3 separate regions of the Mus musculus genome follow, and all the other regions are linked to region 1. A link is a loop called in an ENCODE intact Hi-C map of the cell type or tissue named here. Cell type or tissue: left cerebral cortex. All regions are shown on one strand.

Region 1 (5,000 bases):
GAACTCAGAGATCCGCCTGCCTCTGCCTCCCAAGTGCCAGGATTAAAGGCGCACTGCGCCACCACTACCCGGTCCTGTGGGACTTTTAAAGGTAGCAGAGGGTTGCAGACACTCAGGCCTTCCTGCAGGCTGCTGAGGCATGGAGCTTGGATGGGCTCTGGGGCCATGGACAGCAGCTCTGCTCCTTTCATCCTGTAGGGGAGATACAACCAGAACCTAGAAATGCACACTCGTGCCTCTGCTGCTGCTCAGAGCCTGTAGGCTATGCTTCTTAGGGAAGGGGTCTGGAGCCGGCGTGGTGGCTCACACCTTTAATCCCAGCACTCAGGAGGCAGAGGCAGGTGGATTTCTGAGTTAGAGGCCAGCCTGGTCTACAGAGTGAGTTCCAGGACAGCCAGGGCTATACAGAGAAAACCTGTCTCGAAAAAACAAAGAAACAAACAAAAAACAAAACAAAAAGGAAAGGGTCTGGATAGCAAAACCCAAGGTTCCCAGAGTGGCCTGGCTTACCTGAGTAGCCGCTTGGTAAAAGGCAGCTCTGTGCATGGGGAGACCTTTTCTGCAAGATGCTAGAGCCACTTCTGGTCCTGCCATTTCCACTTCCCCTTAAAGAAACAATGAGTCTAAAAACAAGGCCTTAGAAGTTCCCTAGACAGAGGAATGTGTCGAGTGGCTGTGACCCAGGGTTGCCTCTAGGGACTTTGGTGGTCGCTGACCCCGCTCAGATCCTGCCTTTCATTACAGATGAGGGGCCTCAGCCAGAGGGGCGGCAGACCTTATCCACTGAACACAAAGACACATCTCCTTGGGTGGGGAAGCACAATGGGTAGCGAGGGGTATGTGGGGTGGGTGGAGTTATGTGCTTCCCCACCAGAGAAAAGACAGATAGCGTTCAAGATAGGCTTGCATTTGGAATCAGCTAGCAACCATGTTAATGTACAACCACATGGAGTTATACGTACCTAGGGTTGTAGGTAGCAAGGTACGAGGAGACAGGCTTTTTGGCTAGTGAGAAACATATAGCTTGCAGAGAAATAAAGGGGGTGCTGGGGTCACCTTGAGCCTGACATGTCATTTATGGGATGTATTCTCAACATTTGCTTCATCAGGACAAGAGGAGAGTGCACCTCTGCCAGCTGCCGAGGTTGGTGGTGACTGACAGCAGCCCGAACTAGGGGTTTCCATATGGACTAGCAGAGTGAGTAAAAACCTGTCTGTGGCCGTGAGAAGCAAGTCGGGAAGCGAGCTTCCTCTTCTTATAATTGACTTCAGAACAGCAGTATAGTGCTCTTTTGGATAAAGAGATTATGTTTTTATTAAGGTATAAACAGAATTCCAAAGCTCTGAGTTATATATGTGCCCCCCCCCCCCCCCCATCTCTGGGGAGACATCCGTTTTCACATGAGGACAAGGCTGAGTCGCTCTGGCATCCAAGTACTCTGCTGTCCTATAAGGCAGTTTATTTGAACCAAATAAAAGATGAATCACCCACTCTTCAGTATTTCCATCTGAATTGGAGTGGGTTTGCAAAGCTTTCTTGAACTTTCAGCTTGCTGCCTTCTCTGTGTAACTCATGCACTTGGACATCCAAGAATATTGGGAAGTGTTGAGGTCTGAAAAGACCTCTCTCGGATGAGACAGCTATTAAATAAAATGTACTCCCCCCCCCCCTTCCCGCCATGCAGCTTTCTTGCGTGCACCACCACATCTGTGTGAAGTACTCTTCACTTCCTATCTGTTGTCAGCCCAAGGAATGTTCTAGGCTTTGCCAGTAATGAAAGAGAGTGTGCTTCAGTGCTTCTTTTCTAGGTGGGGGGATGTGGGGGGAATATATGTGTGTGGGGTGCTCGTTTGTGCTTTTGTGGAGGTACATTACTGTATCTTTAGTTTTTGTTTTCTTTTTCTCCCCACTTAGGTTACAGCTAGTCATCTCACAAATAATTGTCTTCCTGAAGAAATCCATCAGGCTTTTGCAGCTACGTAGGATATGATTTGGCCGGTGCCGGGGGCAAACTGGAAGATTTTCTCTTTGCTGTGAGCTTTAATCATTATCCTTAATTTGAGAGGTTGAAGTTTAGTCATTATGTCATGTTCGCAGCACACTCCTGCAAAAAGAACTGAGAAAAACAAGCCTGTGCCCGGCGCGGCGACCCTGCGCCCCCTGGCGGCGGGTGCTGGGCGAGCCCCCGGCGTCCCGGGCCCTATCTCCCATCGCTTGGCTTATTGCAGTGGCCGGTTGCGATAACGGCTGCGCCCGGCGCGATATTGGCCTCATTTTCCCCCCGCAGACGGCGGGAGCGATATGAAGCCGTTCGCCGCGGCCCGCTTCCTCCCCGCCCTTTTTCATTTCCTCTGCCCGCGTGCAAATCACACCACTCTCTCTCACCCGAGCCGAGCAGGGCCGCAGCAAGCGAGACAGAAAGAATGAGGGGGAAACACCTAGCGAAAAACCGAAGGGAAAAAAAAGAGCGAGGGAAAAGACCTAGCGAGAAAAAGAGAGGGGGTTAAAAGACCTGCCGAGAAAGGGCGAGAGGGAAAGACCTAGCGAAAACCCGAGGGGAAAAAAGAATGAGGGAAAAGACCTAGCGAGGAAAAGCGACGGGTAGATGTAGCGAAAAACCGAGGGGGGAAAAGAGCGAGGAAAAAGATCTAGCGAGGAACGGCGAGGAGGAAAGACCTAGGGAGAAAGAGCGAGGGGAAAAAAAAAACCTAACGAGGAGGAGCGAGAGGAAAAGACCTGCCGAGAAAGAGCGAGGAAAGAAAACCTAGCGAGCAGGAGCGAAGGAAAAAGACCTGCGGGAAAAGATCAAAGCGGGAAAAATTAGCGAGCAGGAGCGAGGGAAAAAGACCTGCCGAGAAAGATCGAGGGAGAAAAACAAAAAAAACAAAAAACAGCGAGCAGAAGCGAGGAGGAAAAACCTGCCGAGAAAGATCGAGAGGAAAAAAACAAAACAACACAAACCTAGCGAGCAGGAGCGAGGAGGAAAAACCTGCGGAGAAGGAGCGAGGGGAAAAGGGCGGCCGAGTCAGACGGCTAAGTGGGGAAAGCGCGCGAGGAAGTGGTGTGAAAAAAGGATAAAGATTGAGAAAGAGCGGGCGAAAAAGCTAGGGGAAAGCGGTCTAGAAAGAAGAACCACGGGGCAAGAGCGATGTTGAAAATGAAGGAAGGAGTGAGAAGAAAAAAAAAAAAAAACGGAGGAGAAAGAACAAGGGAGAAACGGCGAGAAAAAGAGCGCGGGCGCCGCCATCCGCCGCTCGGCTCCTCGCTCCGGCTCGCCAAGGCGACCGGGCAACTGCTGCAGCCCGTAGCTGCTTTTAAGTGGTCTGGTGTAGGGCAGACTTTGTGTGTGTTTAAACCATAACCGGACCTGGGAGCCTCAAACCCTGAACGCACGAACCCCTATTTTACAAAGCGCTTGGGTGCACAGTACACGGCGGCTTCGGCACGCCCGCTGCTCCCGCTACCGCTGCGCCCGCGCGCGGCCCACTTGGAAAGGAGCAAGAATCCATTAAATGTGGTAGGGGTCCCCCTGCTTGTTCTTATAGGCAACACAGCTGCTCCTGATCTTGGATCTGTAGACTTCAGCGACGTTAGCGGTTGCCTGAAACACGTTGCCCTGAAGTTGTGCACAAAGTTTTTCGAGTGCGCTGCATTTCATTCAATCTAGTAAGGAGCCGCTGGCCTTGCCCGTAGCACATTCTTGTAAATAGCTCTCTTTCTGTTTCCGTCTTAACTCCATTATTTTTTTTTCTGGGTTCTATTTGTCATTTTCTCTATAAGCCCAGCTTTTAATTTTTGCAGTTAGAAGCTATATTGTTTCATAAATTTTCAGGATAGCCTATTAATTTTATGCTTCCATAATGGGAACTGTGCAGAAATAATTTTGTATATGAAACTCTTTAAATAATAATGTAGGTTTTTTGTTTGTTTGTGCATGTGTATGTTTGTTGTTGAATTCTCCACAGCTTTGTAGAACAGTTCATGATGAGCAAAGCCTCGGGCAGAAGAGGCAATCCTGGTCTTTATGGACGTCTCCCAGCCCTAGAGAAAAACACAGTCTTACTTGAAAATAGTGATTTTTAAGATTTCTTGATGATAATGAAATTTTATAAAAATGCCATGCCCTCAAAGGTAACAGTGTACTCATTTTGAAGGGTGATGGTTTTAAAACTGGGCCCCTCATGCTGGATGTATTTGTCTAATGTTACTACCCTGATTTTTCCATTTCCCTTGGAGAGTGTTATGTGCATGTATATATTATTAAGACCTATTTAAAATCTTCTCTACGTGAGCTAGTGAGAACTGAAGGAGATGCTTTCTCTTGCTTGTCAATTGATTGTGAGGGTGGACATGAGGATGCCCTTGTGCTGTAGAGAGCGAGTGCTGCTTGTAATTACCTCAGCTGGCACTGCAGCCGGCATCTAGCCGGCAGGGCCTCACAGCCGGCCGCGGCCACGGCTCTCACATTACTCGCAGGTGGTGGTGATGCTGCAGAAGTTCTGCTGCCGCGGTGCCTGTGCTCTGGGGCTCATTTCCATCCAGGAGCGCATCTCTGGATTCTGGCACTGCCCTGAGTGGGCTGGAAGGCAGGTTTTTGCTTGCATCTGCCGGGTTAGCACAGCCCCGGGAGAATCTGCCTGTGGATTCGTTTCACTGGCAGAAGCTGGGGAAAGTTTACCGTGCCTGCTCACCGTGTAGGAGACTGAGCAGCTCTTTGAAGGGTATAGGATCTTGTTCCCAGTCACCCTGGGCACTTGTTCACACCCCAGACATGGTTGGTACTTACTGTGTGCTGTGTATCCTGAAGATGAAATCAGCGCAGAGCCAGCCAGCTCTCCCATCGGACCCAGCCCTCTCCTGTTACACTTCATCCAGGGTATACCTGAGTGAGAGGTCAGAGTGGAGAAACCCATTCTCATGCCCCAGGTTTCAAGCTTATGTCACCTTGTGTTCTCTATAGCCCCTTCTGACTAACTAGCACCTTGGAAATGCTTGTGCA
Region 2 (5,000 bases), 1.3 Mb before region 1:
TCGGCCATCATCCACAACAAAGACTTTGCAAATGCAGAATGTCAGCCCAAGGAAAATGAAGAGGGTGCGTGTGGAAAGACACTACACACCACCCAACATTTCTCTACTGTAAAACTGCTCTTAGAAAAACCCAAGTCATGCCAGGCCTGGTGGTGTGGCACTGGCCTGTGACCCCAGTGAGTTGGAAGACTGAGGCAGAAGGATTGCAAGTTATTTGGGCCACAGAGCAAATTCATAGCCAGCTTGGGCAATTTAATGAGTACATAAACAGTAGTAAGACTGGGATGCGGCTCAGTGTTAGAGCTTTGGCCTAGCATGCAAGTTGAAACTCCAGTAGTCAAAGTACTACAGCAACAGAAATCCAATCAAGTCTCGGAGAAGAGGCTAAGAGGCCAGCAGCTCGCCTCTGTATCTCTGCTCCCTTCCCGGAGGCTCTTGTCTGCCTTTCCACAGTCAATTATGTCATCCAATGAAACCTTCCTCGCTACCCAGGCCCCGAGTTCTCCTTGACCCATGCCCTCCCTCCTTGGTCATACTCTTTCCTGGTTTGAGGCTTCATCTGTGAGTGAACTTCCTTAGTTCACTGTTTCATTTGATCTAGTGATAAACCCAGGTCACAGCTCAGCAAGACTAACTATGTAGGCTTCTTCCCAGGCATACAGGGCTCTTCACAATGTGACCCAGTGCCCTCGCTCACTGACTGCTGGGGCCTGCCCTTTCCTGGAGTGCATAACCAGGCTCACTCACCCCAGTGGCTCTCAGAGAAGGCCCCGACGACTTCCTGTGCTACACTCTGGCACTCAGCATGGCATAGTCAGTCCTGGTGACAGACAGTGGCAGCTTGGCAGCTTCTTACAGAACACCGAACAGGTAACAGAGAGCCTGGGACAGAAGTAAGGCTGTATCCCCAGCCCTACGACATGCCTCTTCCAGTCAGCCATGCTTCCTGACTGGAAAGGTTCCACAGCCTCTCCAAAGAGCACCACCAGCTGGAAACCAAGAGTTCAAACACATAGGCCACAGGCTTGTGAAGGCATTCTGTGTACTCACCTGGTAGTCATCTCAGGGTGTCAGCTTGAGCCCCGTCCCCACCCCCAGTACCTGGATGAAAAGAGAAGACAGAATCTCCAGTCATTGCCATTCAGCGTCTGAGCCTATAGGGTGGCCACAACAACCCTATCCAGAAGGGCCACTTGTGTACTACTGCTGGGGACTTCAAAAGTCACGATAAACACCTCTAAAGGTTAGCATGATTTCCACCCTTCCTGCCTCAACACTAGAGTCTCCACAACTGGAGCCTTCACCCTTTATTATCCTCATCTCCCCTTCTAAGGTGGTCATGAGGCTCCTCTGTACCTGTACAATAGCCACGTCCTGTTCTAAGGTGGGTTTGAATACTCAACTTAAGCACTTGCTTTAGGTCTGGGGAGATAGGTCATGGCTCAGTCAATAAAGTTTCTGCCACATGAGCATGAAGATCCTGCACTCACATAAGAAAAGGTAGCTACAGTGATGTGCACCTGGGATCCCAGTGAGGAGGTGGGCATAGGAGCGCCCCTGGGGCTTGATGGCCAGCCAGCCAAGCTGAGCTCCAGGATCAGTGAGAGAATGTCTAAAAAATAAGGTGAACAATGAAGAAAGACACCTGAGATATTGACTTCTGATCTCCAAAGGCTCTGTTGTGCACATACCGCCCCCCCCCATTCCTATCCCCCTGCCCGTCCCCATCCTTCCTTTCTGGTGATCCATTGATAGGACTTTTCAAAACAATACTAACATTTATGTGTAGCCTTTATTTAAAAAGGCTTTATTCTACAAATCATAAACTCTGAGAATAAGGAATTAATCATGCGTTGGAAAAGTCAGGATGGACTCGGGGTGGGTGGAGTCCAAGCCCAAATCTTAAAGCTGTGAACTCTATGACAAGGCCTTGACAGGTGTGACAAGGTCTAAGACTTATTATTAGAGCGGCAGCAATTGCAGGACTCTGATTTATACAGGCTGCACCCACCAGTGCCTTTGAAAATGGAGGGTGGTGCCCTGGGCCTAGGGTGCAAGCTAGGAAAGGCTGGGGAAAAAAAAAAAGCAAAGGCAAACATTTTTTCCTGAGGCCTCCAGGGGGCGCTCTCTTGTAGACAGTTGGCTCCTAGGAACTGCGACCTCTGCAAAGGGGATGGCGTTGGCAGTAAAATAACAAATTTGTGATGGTTCAAGCCCTTCCATCTCTAGTTCTCCAAACTGTGCCACGAAGAGACCAATACCTGTGTCTATTTGCGAGAATTCGTTGGTATACACTCCCAGTCTCTGGGTCTGGTTTTTTTGGTCCATGCCCAACACCACTGGCTGTTCAAGGGTTTTTAGTGGGGCTCTGTGAATACAGCGGGGTGTTCAGGGCATCTTGGACCCATAGTGAGCAGAAGTCAGGCTTGTGGCGACCCTCAGAAGTATCTTTAGCTTCTGCTCCATGTTTCCCAGAGGTACCTACTGCCATGTAAATGCTGTAGTCCAGAACAAAACATTAATAACTCTGAATTAATAAACAGTTCTTTCTGTGTTACTTAACTGTGGAACACATGCCCAGAGAAGCACCCAGAAACACTGTCTCCCTATAGGAGGTGAGAGTGGGTGCTTTTCTTAAGGGAGGACTGGTTTCAGGAGTGGGCTCCCTGGCTGCCTCAGGGCTGCGGGTGATGGAGGGTGAAGTCTCCCCCCACCCCGCCTCCCCCTCGCCCCTCCAGCCAGGGTCCCTTCCTCCCATATTAAATGGAAACATGTGTCAGAGGCAGAACGCACATAGGGGCTGCTGAAACCCGAGCCCTTTGAGTAAGGCTCAGCAAGGCAGGTCTGGGGGTGAGAGCTCTTGTGAGCCTTTGAAAGTTCCCAGGCAGAGGCTGCAGAAAGGGTTCAGGGTGGTTGATTAGCTGGAAGGAAAACAGAGGTGAGGAGAGACAGCTTTGGTAAACAATGCATCTCCCCCTGGCCCCCTTACCCTCAAATCCTGGACTAATTTTCAGGAAACCTACCTCCCTAATTACCTAATTGTTGCTAAGTGACATTTGGAGAGCTCAAAGAAGCCAGGCCAGGGGTGCAGGGGGCCCCCACCCCCAAGGGAGGCCCCAGGGCGGTGGGAGGAAAAACTATAGCTCAGCTCAGGCGCCAGCTCCTGGCCCTGCAAAGCTTTCCCACTCGATGGGGGTCAGCTGGGTCTCTCGGGAATTCAGAGGGGAGCAGATGCCAAGCGCTGGAAACCAGGAGATGAGAAAACTGCAGGCTGGGAGCGATTGCCTTGGAAACCGGGACTGGAAGGTTCTGGAACATTCGAATCCTTTCAGCGCAGCATCTCTAGATGGCACTAGAGCGCTTTCACAAGCTGCCTGCTGCAGACACTTTAATGGAAAAGGCTAGATTCTTTATTTTTTACTGCGCAACAAACTGCCCTTTTTTTTTTTTTCAATGTTCTGGGCTTGTTTTTCACAGTGATGAAAAAAAATAAAAGACCGGATGAGGCCTATTACCTTGCCTGAGTGGAGATCACAGTTCTCTCTCTGCTTAGACATGGGGGGAAGAGGGGGGCGCTCTGTTTACCCTTCCGAGACAGAAAAAGCCCCCAGAAAAACAAAAAACCCAGATTTTTTTTATCTGCCTCTCCAGCCATGAGCCCTGCTTTACAAATGAAGTGCTGTAGCCCCCTTACATGGGATTCATGGATGAAGAACTCCAAGTTGGGGTTGGGGGGCAGGTGTCACACCACAGCATCTAGCCACCGAGGCCATTTTGTTCTCCTTCCAGGCTGATAATAAACCAGTACAACAGGCCAGCTGTTGGGAAGGCTTCCTGCAGGATAGTCAACAGACAATGTTCACATCAGAGAGGCTCTCTCCTGACAGAAGCCCAGTGTGACCTTGGTAGTCTTTGACTCTGCATTTGAGCAACAGGCTGAGGTACTGCGGAGGTGCCCTCCTGAGTTCTGGGGTTTCTCCTGTGCATCTTGAAGGTGACCCTTGACATGGCAGCAACAGATGAGGCAGCATCTGGAGTCAGTCTGCCAAGTCTCATCGGGAGAGGAACAAAGAAGAAACTGGCTCCATCAGAACGTCTAGGAGCTGACGATGTTGGGTTATTAAATGTTAAATAAATATATATATATATGGAAATTCAGATGTTGATCTTTTGTGCCCCACAAAGGTGACGTTTGTCAGGCTAAAAGCCTTTCATGAGTTTGCCACAAATTCCCTTGACATCAATGCCAAAGGGGGGGGGGTGTTGTCCCCTGGCCGTGGATTTTAAATGTTTGCTCAAACCATTTGCTTCAGAGAACCAAGAAAATCCAGCCTGAACTGGTTAGCTGCACGGAAAGACTTTCTTCCTCTGAGGGTCTGAGTCGGCCACTCCAGGGCTGCCTCTGGTCCTGTAGATAGCCCATGGTTGCTAAGATGAGCACACTCCAGACAGGACCCAGCAGCCCTCTGTGTCAGAGTTCAACCGGGCCTGTTTCTCTTCAGATGTGTTTCTGAGCACGTCACCATACCTCTCCCCAGTCTGTAAAATGGGCTGATGATGTTCACTGTTGCCTCAAAGACCCTTAACCTCTCTCTGCTAAGGGTGACAATTAAAAATGTCTCTGTCACCGTAGCCTGCCTGACTTACCGGAAAGTGACTCCTGGAGTACTGTGAAGGGTCCGAGTACTGGGAAGTGTTTCTGAGGAGCTAGCTTTAATGAGATGCCCTTAGGGTATGTGGGAGGGGGGGGGTAGCTCAGCTGGTAGTGTGCACTCCAAAGAGCAGGGGAATTAAACTGGATTCCCAGTGATGGTGGAATAGCCAGACACAGTGATAAATTCTTGTAATTCCAGTGCTGGGTGGTGGAGACAGGAGGATTGCTGGGGCTCACTGATGAGCTAGCCTAGGCTCACTGATGAGCTAGCCTAGGGTGAGGGTTAGGGTCAGTCCCAGTACCCGAGGGGCAGAAATCAGCAGACTGTTGTGAGTTTGATGCTACT
Region 3 (5,000 bases), 150 kb before region 1:
CTATCCTGGAACTCAACTCTGTAGACCAGGCTGGCCTCGAACTCTGAAATCCACCTGCCTCTGCCTACCATGTGCTGGGATTAAAGGCATGCACCACCACCGCCCGGCTCTACTTGACCTTTCTGAACATCGCAGCTGACATGCCCCAGACTCACGTCATCCTACAGGTGCACAGTGCCCATTTGATAACAATACAATATTCAAATATGTGCTGAGACAGTAACACCAGCCCTGGGGAAGCAAAATCAGGAGGGTTGTCTCAAGACTGAGGTCAGCCTGAACTGACCTCAGCACACGAGAACCCACATATCTCTAAAAGAGAACACCAGCGTGTGACAGATCAGGAAACAAAAGCACTGTTGCGCAAGACGGGAGATCTGAGTTCCACCCCCAAGGGTGGAAGGACAGAAATGATTCCTACAAGTTGTCTTCTGGGTACCACACACTCACTGTGGCACACATACTGCCATTCGCAACACATAAACGCAAAATAAATAAAGACACCAGCCAAAGAGTTTATGCACATGAGCACCCCACCACAGAGATGGACGCCTTGCACTCGTGACAGGGTGCAAACACACAAAATACACAGAGCTACAGTTATAACCAGGCGGCGATTCACTGCTGTGCAGTCAGGCACGGGATCACGCACCACTGTAACCTGAAAAAGACTCAGCATTCGAAATTCCAAATAGTCACTACCAAACGGACACCACTTCCTTGTCGCTAACAAGTGGGATCCCGATAAGTGGGGGAACCTCTGGTGACGAGGGTCCACATTTAAGTCGATGCTTCTATTGAAATTTTTTTGTGTATGTGTCTGTGTGTTTGTTCACAAGTGTGCCAGGCTGCACCTGTTGGGGTCAGCGGACAATGTGCACAAGTCGGTTCTCTCCTTTGACCATGTGGGACTCAGGGATTGAACTAAAGTCCTCAGCCTTGACAGCAAGCTCTTTATCCGGTGAACCATCTCCACAGCCCTGTGTTAGGCTGCCTAAGGTTTTTGTTTTCAGGTTGACTGGACGGCCTCTGCTTCCTTGTAAGAGTCACACTGCACACTCTGAACCTGGAAGGCAAGGTGAACAGCCACAGATCTGAAGCATTTCCCAAGAGTCTGTGGGTACAGTGGCTAAGTATCTGAACGTCTGAAATCAGAACTCAAATGCGACAACTAGATAAGAGCTGTGATCCTACGTTACTTCCCAGCGGTGGAGAAACGGGTGACTCTCGGCCACCCAAAATCGTGTGTGCCAGCTGTGGGCTACACGTGGGCAATACACAGAGGATCATATCAGCCAACCTCAAGTACACCTTCATAGAGTCCAGTTTCTTCCTCTTCCTCCTAGTGCTTACCACTGTATTCTGCCATCTTGCTTACTGGTTGTTGAACTTTATAGGCCTCCTGTGCCCAATCTCATGACTCAAACATGCAACGAAGCAAGGAACAGGCTGGGCATGGACCCTGTTGCCTCGTGGCCCTTAAAATTAGTGAATGGAAACATTCATGTGTACATACACACACACTTGTGTGTGTGTATGTACATATATGTACGCACATGTATGTATACACACTATCTATAACATGCGTATACCATGCATATATATTTGTCTACGTGCACCTTTTTAATCACCTGGGCATGCACCTTTACACACAGATGTATACAGAAAGTGTACTACACAGAAAGTGTGCACGGGCTTCGTGGGCTGTAACCCCGGCAGCTCGCTGCCTCGGGGGAGCTGATGGAAGGGTACTCAGGCAAACCGTTTCCATGCACTGACTCCACATGCATGCATTAGACGCCTGGTGCATGCGGGCCTCAAGCGGACAGTGTCCTGCCCTCAGGGCGCGTCCCTTCCGGCACCGGCCGCTGAGTGACAGCTCCCGGGCCGGCCGGCCGCTTACCTCGGAACTTGAGCTCGTGTTGTGGCTCGAGGCTCAGGACCTGTTCCACCTTCGCCATGGTCCTCCCCGTCGGGGGCGACGGCGCGGGCGGGGGGCGGCGGCCTGGGTGGCGGGGCGCAGGGGCGGAGGGCGAGGCCGCGGTGCCGGGCGAGCTCACGGCACGCACGACGTACCCACGCACGCCCCGACGCACGCACGTACGCACGTACGTAGCAGATGCCGGGCTCCGGCAGTGGCCAGCGGCTCCAGCGACAAAAGGGAGACTGCGCATGCGCAGGGTGTTCAGGGCCACTGCGCAGGCACAGACCGGGCGGTAGAGGGCGGAGCTTCCGAGACAGGGGGCGTGGCCTCTCGAGGCTTGGGAGGAGGGGCGGTCTCCAGTGAGACTGTTCAGTAAGCGCCTGCGGGGAGAACTGTTGTTAAGTGCTTTACTTAATAATAATAATTAACAAGAATAAACTTCCACTTTCTTCCCGCACGTGTGGTGCCAGGCTCTACTGAGCCTGAATATAATAAAGTACTTATTATTCTTACAAACACAATGTTTACGGGTTAGTGATATGTGCCAGGCCTTGTGACAGTTCATAAATAACAATTATAAATATAATAAACTGGCAATTATTGTTTGCTTATTTCGTGCCACTCCGCTGAATGCTTTCAGTAACTGTCATAAATAAAAGCTATTCTGCATTCAGTGTTTACCAAACCGCAAAGCGCTGCACTGAACCATTTGCTGATAGCATTACTTGTTTATGCAAGAAATATTTAGAAATACAATAACCAGAAAACGACCTGCTTCACACCGTGCTAGGACCTCACTGAGAGAATAAATTAGTTACACACATAAATCACATGACTAAAAGTAACTGAGAGCCTAGCTCTGTCTGATACCCAAAATAAGCCCTGTATGTTCCCATTGGCACGTGACTAGTATTTCATTGTGTAACGTATACTATGTAAAATAGACCTTCATAGCCTCCTCATCAAACATTCGTGTGAAGAGTACACATGACTCTATATGGCAGGAATATCCATGTTGTTCATGTACTTCCCATGTTCTATACACCTGAAGTTATTTTCATAATAAAAGTTTCCAAGGGGTAGTCTTTGTCTTTTAGCTTGTGCATCTAATCCATTTATACTTATTGTATTTGTTGGTGTACCTGGGTTTATTTCTGCTGCTTTACGTTGGTTTTCCCATTAGATGTACTGTTTCTTTTGGCCTCTCATTTCTTGCTCTTCAGGATTGTTTTCCTCTCCATCTGTTCTTTCCTTGTGTTCTGCTACTACTGCTTCATGTGTACTGAATCTATGAAAGTCTAGCTTTTATGACATTTTGTTCTGCTTTCTTGAGATTTTAGGGCTTCAGTTCATCATAGTCACCCACTGCTCCATTATACGCCTTGTGCTTTTAAAGGAAACTCAGGTTTCCCTCAGTCTAGTTTTGTTTTGTTTTGTTTTGTTTTTGGTTTTGGTTTTTTGGTTTTTTGAGACAGGGTTTCTCTGTGTAGCCCTGACTGTCCTGGAACTCACTCTGTAGACCAGGCTGGCTTCGAACTCAGAAATCTGCCTGCCTCTGCCTCCCGAGTGCTGGGATTAAAGGCGTGCGCCCACTCTGCTCTGTGTTTTGCCACACTGTCTCTGCGTTTGTTGTACTTTGAACTCTTTGGGCTTTCTAAATTTGCTGATTGAGAATCTTTCATCAAGCTCAAAGCTTTTCAGTCAATATTTTTCTTACTTTTATTCTTTCCGTTGTTGCTTGTTTGCTTTGTTTTTGAGACAGGATCTCTTATATTCCAATCTGACCTTGAGGTCACTCTGTAGCCGAGGATAGCCTTCATTCTCCTGCCTCCACCTCTCCAATGAGGAATTTCAGGTGTTAGCTTTCATACCCAGTGCATGCAGGGCTGAAGTTGGTCCAAGGCTGCATGATAACCAAGCACTACCAGCTGAGCTGTCAACTTAGTCTCTAATTCTATTTTGTCTTTGAAGTAGGGGCTCACTATGTAGCACTGGCTAGCTGGAACTCACGATATAGAGACCAGGGTGGCCTCAAGTCACTCTGTTGTTGTTGTTGTAAATTACACCTAACAATGGCCATTTTCAAGACTGTGGCCCAGTAACACCATTTTCCTGTTGCCTGCAACCAACTCACTCACCCATCCCAAAGGTTCACCTTGCAAAGCCCAAACTCCACATCTCTTAAATGATAATTTGCATTTCTCTCCAGAGCCCATCCTTGGCGTTCATCATTCTGTTTTCTGTCTCCGGATTTGAGTGCTCTAGGCACCTGACAGAAGACGGGTCACTTAGCACTGAGATCGGACAGGGATGGGGTGGGGTGGAGGGGCAGCTAAGGGAATGTGTGAAGGAAAGGAACCCTCCCACCCACCCTGGGACATAATTTGCTGACTAAAAGTCAAAGTACCTCCAAACAACTGATGGTCAGTGAAGGCAATGGCCCCTTCCAGAGAGGACTAAAGGAGGTAATTATTCTGAACCTAACGGAAGTGACCATGGCAGGGCAATGTAGATGGAGCTCTTCCCAAATTCCATATTCCAATGAAGTAGCAACCCTATGGATTTTTAAAAATAATACTTTTCAAATACATATGTGAGGACATCAGGCAGGTGGGTTGCAGCAAACTGGGTAATTCTATACTGGCCATAGATACTGTCTGACGGCATTCTCAGCCCTTTGATTGGTAGAAGCCAGGGGTCTGTTCATATGTTCATAAGGCTTAACCAGTGGTCACAGAGATGTTAGGTCAGGTGCAGAAGAGAACAATAGATGGCTATCGGGAGGCATAAGATGGCCTTCGGTGATTGGCTCTGGATCTACAACCTTCCCACCTCTCCTCATTACTGCATGTCTGCCTAGTCAATCATTTTTGGGAGAAACAGCTTCTATGCAAGGACTCTGTTTCACAGGATGAGCCAAGCTAGCCAGAGAGCTAATGTGTGTTTCCCTGAACGCACCTCAGACAAGGATTAAAAAAAAAAAAAAAAAACCTAGCAACAGTGAGTCCTACCATAGGGGCACCCCTCTCACATCCCTTAATTGGAACAGTGCACCTCAGATGGCCCCTTAGGGCAT

Evidence for each region. A loop is a pair of places that touch in the nucleus more often than their neighbours do. Peaks named below come from ENCODE experiments on the same cell type or tissue, not always from the same donor. Only the 100,000 strongest peaks of a DNase experiment are listed, where the experiment ranks them.
Region 2: a loop joins it to region 1, with 3 times the contacts of the local background. A loop is called at or near these places in 3 of 42 quality-filtered maps.
Region 3: it touches region 1 in a loop (2.4-fold over the local background); 3 of 42 quality-filtered maps call a loop at or near these places.

The regions. Positions count from the first base shown.
Region 1 is chr2:173,584,031-173,589,030 of GRCm38, reverse strand. It overlaps the pseudogene Ppp4r1l-ps. Among named protein-coding and RNA genes, the nearest start is that of Ankrd60, 8.3 kb to the right of the region's middle. In left cerebral cortex, a CTCF peak has its summit at 2,169 (motif pointing left); DNase peaks (open chromatin) are centred at 2,164 and 3,381; H3K4me3 peaks cover 917 bases.
Region 2 is chr2:174,856,946-174,861,945 of GRCm38, reverse strand. Gm14616 (predicted gene 14616) reads right to left here. Exons shown (of 4, transcript NR_166457.1): 2 at 1,051-1,101. Among named protein-coding and RNA genes, the nearest start is that of Gm14616, 3.5 kb to the right of the region's middle. RefSeq lists an enhancer at 1,366-5,000. In left cerebral cortex, CTCF peaks have their summits at 2,117 (motif pointing right) and 3,343; DNase peaks (open chromatin) are centred at 2,164, 2,395, 3,314 and 3,762; H3K27ac peaks cover 1,135 bases.
Region 3 is chr2:173,734,654-173,739,653 of GRCm38, reverse strand. Vapb (vesicle-associated membrane protein, associated protein B and C) reads right to left here and starts at 2,083. Exons shown (of 6, transcript NM_019806.5): 1 at 1,904-2,083. The coding sequence starts at 1,961. In left cerebral cortex, a CTCF peak has its summit at 2,221 (motif pointing right); a DNase peak (open chromatin) is centred at 2,176; H3K4me3 peaks cover 1,474 bases; H3K27ac peaks cover 619 bases.